Regions from separate parts of the Homo sapiens genome. Here region 1 is linked to region 2. Evidence: chromatin loops called from intact Hi-C (ENCODE). Cell type or tissue: sigmoid colon. All regions are shown on one strand.

Region 1 (2,500 bases), 200 kb before region 2:
ATGGAAATCCCAAACTCTGGGCTAACTTAAGCAGTAATGAAATATAATCATTGCCTGTTATGTGAATCCAGATAGCAGGATCTGCCTTCAGGGCACCATTAGGTGGACACCCGGCTGATACTTTCTAAATACTGTGCACATGTCCTTGACATTCAGCACTCACTCAGTAATGAGGGTTCAGGCCTCACCTGAATGTGCCTGTGAAACACGGACCAATTTGCCTCACTTTTCTGAACCATAGTTTTCTCACTTGTAAAATGGGCATAACAATAGGTTTATACCTCAGGACTGTTCTGAGGATTAAGTTAGATAATATATGAGAAAGGCTTAAGCATAGTGCTTAACACACAGTAAATAATAAATGGTAGCTATAGAATCATTATCAAAGTATTTCTGCTTTCTTGGCAAGTTTTAGTATATTATTTGTTTCCCGGATTTGTTGCATTCTACGGAACAGGGATATCTTGTAGCTTTTAGAATTGACCTTACTCTGTTCCAATCAAACACAAATACAGTGTGTAGGGGCCTTCCCTGTCCTTAAGAGCCTGCCTGTGTTGGAGCTCAGGGTGCACAGCAGTCCTGTGGCTTTGGTGTAACCAGGGGTGTCCTCAGATCATTTTTTTAAAAGGCAGGAGAGAGCAGTCAAATTGACAAGAAAACAGAGCTCCTTCCTCCCCCTCCCCTTCCCCTGACACACACATTTTCCATTCCTTCTCTTTCTGGAGGCAGCTTCTAGCCGTTGAGTGTTGATTGCAGGTGGCTTCTGAGATTCTCCTGGCGGAGTAAATCACAGGTTGATTAGTCTTCATGAGGTGAGAACTTGTCCAAGGACTTGGCAGAGGCAGCAACACACATCAGTTTGCATCCCTCTGGGATTCATTACAAAAGCCGGGTGATCAGCCAGCAGGGTTGGCTTTTTGCCAGCTGTCTTCCTTAGGTTGTGACCTGGATGTAATCCATCGTGAAACCATAGAATGCAAAGATCCAGGTTTTCCATGACAACATCAAGCAGTTTGTTTTTGGAAATGCGTGTAGGGCTCTCTTAGAAGTCCATGGAATCCCCAGTGACTCAGGTTTGGGACCGAAGCCATTAAACTGAGCTCAGGATTTGGCTCACTTGTGCTGGCTGGGCCTATTCCACAGGGACTGCCATAAGCATGAGCCACCGGCCAGCTGCCTGCTATCTTCCAGTCTTCCCTTTATGCTGGGCTGGCTCTCACACTCTACTCCCTCCAGCCCTCTGCCTGCATGGGTCTCAGTCCAGCAGGACAGCCTTAGCAAGCTGCCCCACCAGTCTGACCAGATAGATTGCCCTGGGGCTGAACCCTGCCTCTGCAGGGCTGGGGTGAAGGGTGTGTGGTCGTGGGAATGGCGCTGGCAGTGGCGGTGAAGGGCCTGGTGTATGCAGGCTCAGCCTTCTTGGAAGTGAGCAATGATTGAGGGTGAAAGAGGACAACATGAAAAAAAGCAATAAAAGGAAAAGCAGAGACAGACACGTGGGGGTTTTGCCTTTGCTGCTTATATAATTGCTTTTGTCATAAATCTGATGCATGGAAGTATGGGTGGGCATACGAAATGCAGCTGATCACTCTCCAGGATTTGGTATTCTTACTGCTTTTTACACAGGGTAAAAAATCACCTTAAGCATCAAGGTTATGACCATAGCCCAACCCCATGACTGATCTCATGCCCTACTCATTCACTCTCAGGCCCAAAAGACAAGGTCAGCCACTGAGAGGAGAGAAATCAGAACAGGGGCTTGGGAAGCATAGGGAGATGGACGGAGATGCCTGGCACACATGGAGCCCTGCCTCAGAATTTTTCTCCTGAAAAAGTCACCGGGCTTTCTCTGGGGTGGTGTGACCTTGGTTGCCCACCTTCAGAACACCCTCAAAGAGGCATGGGGAGAGTAGAGGGAACAGCCCTTCCTTTTGTTCCTGGTGAGCACAAGGCCCTGAGGACTTCTGGCTGCCAAAGGGAGGCTCTTGGTTTCTGGCTGTCCAGACAGATGATGCTCCACCAGAAGTCAGGTCCAACAGTTCCGTGTCTGAATCAGTTTTAAAATACCACTGATAGGACACATTTCCTAATTCATCAGCCTTTAGTAGTCCCTTGGTAAAAAGTAAAAAAAATGCAGACATGTTATGAGAAGGTAGGTCAGAATTCAATTTCAGTCCTAGGCACTTGTATTGGATGCCTACTATGTGCAGAGACCTGTAGACGCAGGTCTACAACTTGCTGAGTTCTGCTTCCAGGCTGTATTAGAGAGTCATCATTTCACAAACTGTACCATAGAGAAGCAAAAGAAATATAAAATAAATAATATATAAAGGGAATGAAGAATTCAACCATATCATAAATAAAAAAATGACTGCTGAAAAGCAAGTGGACCAAGCAGGTATTAATTTAGTATCTCTAGAGATGGGGACCTGTGTTTGTTTGTTTGTTTTTGAGATGGAGTTTCGCTCTTATTGCCCAGGCTGGAGTGCAATGGCTCGAT
Region 2 (2,500 bases):
ACTTTGTATATTTTGTGGAGGTATTTTAACGTAATCTGTCTATTTATCTATATCTGTATTAGTCCATTTTCACACTGCTACAAAGATACTACCTGAGACTGGGTAATTAATAAAGAAAAGAGGTTTAAATGACTCACAGTTTTGTATGGGTGGTGAGGCCTCAGGAAGCTTACAATCATGGCTGAAGGGGAAGCAGGCACCTTATTTCACAAGGTGGCAGGAGAGAGAGAGAGAGAGAGAGAGCGAGAGGTAGTGAAGGAGGAAGAGCCCCTTATAAAACCATCAGATCTTGTGAGAACTCACTCACTATCATGAGAACAGCATGGGGGAAACCACCCCGATGATCCAATCACCTCTAACCAGGTCCCTCTCTCGACACATGGAGATTATGGAGATTGCAATTCAAGATGAGATTTGGGTGGGGACACAGAGCCAAACCATATCATTGCAGCCCTGCTCCTTCCCAAATCTTATGTCTTTTTAACATTTCAACCCAATCATGCCTTCCCAACAGTCCACCAAAGTCTTAACTCATTTCAGCATTAACTCAAAAGTCCAAGTCCAAAGTCTTATCTGACACAAGGCAAGTTCTTTCTGCCTATGAGCCTGTAAAATCAAAAACAAAGGGAGTGGAGGCCCCATGCAAGTTCGACATTCAGTGGGGCAGCCATTAAATCTTAAAGCGCTAAAATAATCTCCTTTGACTCCAAGTCTCACATCCAGGACATGCTGATGCAAGGGGTGGGCTCCCATGGCCTTGGGAAGCTCCTTCATCAGCTGGCATTGAGTGCCTGCAGCTCTTCCAGGTGCATGGTGCAAGCTGTAGGTGGATCTATCATTCTGGGGTCTGGAGGGTGATGGCTTTCTTCTCACAGCTCCACTAGGCAATGCCCCAGTGGGTACTCTGTGTGTAGGCTCCAACCCCACATTTCCTTTCTGTACTGCCCTAGCAGAAATTCTCCATGAGGGCTCTGCCTCTGCAGCAGACTTCTGTATAGACATCCAGGCATTTCCATACATCCTCTGAAATCTAGGCAGAGGTTCCAAGGCCTCAATTCTTGACTTCTATGCACCCACAAGCCCAACACCACACGGAAGCTGCCAAGGCTTGGGGCTTACTTCCTTTGAAGAAACAGCCTGAACTGTTCCTTGGCTCCTTTTAGCCATGGCTAGAGCTAGAGTGGCTGGGAAGCAGGGCACTAAGTCCTGAAGCTGCACAGAGCAGTGGGGCCATTTTTTCCTCCTGGGCCTCAGAGCCTGTGATGGGAGGAGCTGCTGTGAAGACCTCTGACATGCCCTGGAAACATTTTCCCCAGTGTCTTAACAATTAACATTTTGGCCCCTCATTACTTATGCAAATTTCTGCAGCAGCTTGAATTATTCCCCAGAAAATGAGTAAATGGGTTTTTCTTTTTTACCACATGGTGTCGCTGCAAATTTTCCAAACTTTTATGTTCTGTCACTTCTTGAACACTTTGCTGCTTAGAAATTTCTTCTGTCAGACACCCTAATCATCTCTGTCAAGTTCAAAGTTTCACACATCTCTATGGCAGGGGCAAAATGCCACTGGTCTCTTTGCTAAAGCATAGTAAGAGTGATTTTGCTCCAGTTTCCAATAAATTCCTGATATGGTTTGGCTCTGTGTCTCCACCCAAATCTCATCTTGAATTATAATAATCCCCATGTGTTGTGGGAGGGACCCAGTGGGAGGTAATTGAATCATGGGGGCAGGTTTTTCCTGTGCTGTTGTGGTGATAGTGAATAAATCTCAAGAGATCTGATGGTTTTATAAAGGGGAGTTTCCCTGCAGGAGCTTTCTTTTGTCTGCCACCACGTAAGATGTCCTTTTGCTCTTCCTTCGTCTTCTGCCATGAATGACGCCTCCTGAGCTATGAGGAATTGTGAGTTCATTAAACATCTTTACTTTATAAATTGCCCAGTCTCAGGTATGTCTTTATTAGCAGCATGAGAACAGACTAATATAGTTCCTCATCTCCATCTGAGACCACTTCACCCTGGACTTCATTGTCCACATCACTATCGGCATTTTGGTCAAAACCATTCAACAAATCTCTAGGAAGTTCCAAACTTTCCCATATCTTCCTGTCTTCTTCTGAGCCCTCCAAACTGCTCCAACCTCTGCCTGTTACCTAGTTTCAAAGTCACTTCCACATTTTCAGTTTGTCTTTATAGCAGTACCCCACTCTACTGGTACCAATTTACTGTATTATTTTGTTTTCACACTGCTACAAAGATACTACCCTAGATTGGGTAATTTGTAAAGAAAAGAGATTTAATTGACTCACAGTTCTGCATGGCTGGGGAGGCCTCAGGGAACTTACAATCATGGTGGAGGGGAAAGAAGGCACCTGCTTCACAAGGTGGCAGGAGAGAGAGAGAATGAAGGGGTAAGAGCCCCTTATAAAACCATCAGATCTCATGAGAACTCACTCACTGTCATGAGAACAGCATGGGGGAAACCACCTCCATGATCCAGTGA

What was found. Hi-C counts contacts between places; a loop is a spot of excess contacts. Peaks named below come from ENCODE experiments on the same cell type or tissue, not always from the same donor. Only the 100,000 strongest peaks of a DNase experiment are listed, where the experiment ranks them.
Region 1: a loop joins it to region 2, with 2.5 times the contacts of the local background. A loop is called at or near these places in 3 of 110 quality-filtered maps.

What each region holds. Positions count from the first base shown.
Region 1 is chr5:78,503,650-78,506,149 of GRCh38, reverse strand. All of the region lies in intron 4 of LHFPL2 (LHFPL tetraspan subfamily member 2), which reads left to right. Among named protein-coding and RNA genes, the nearest start is that of LHFPL2, 140 kb to the left of the region's middle. RefSeq lists an enhancer at 772-1,280. In sigmoid colon, no CTCF peak of the experiment used is centred here; DNase peaks (open chromatin) are centred at 1,129 and 1,948; H3K27ac peaks cover 1,461 bases.
Region 2 is chr5:78,299,570-78,302,069 of GRCh38, reverse strand. No RefSeq gene overlaps it. Among named protein-coding and RNA genes, the nearest start is that of AP3B1, 6.1 kb to the right of the region's middle. In sigmoid colon, a CTCF peak has its summit at 1,339; no DNase peak of the experiment used is centred here.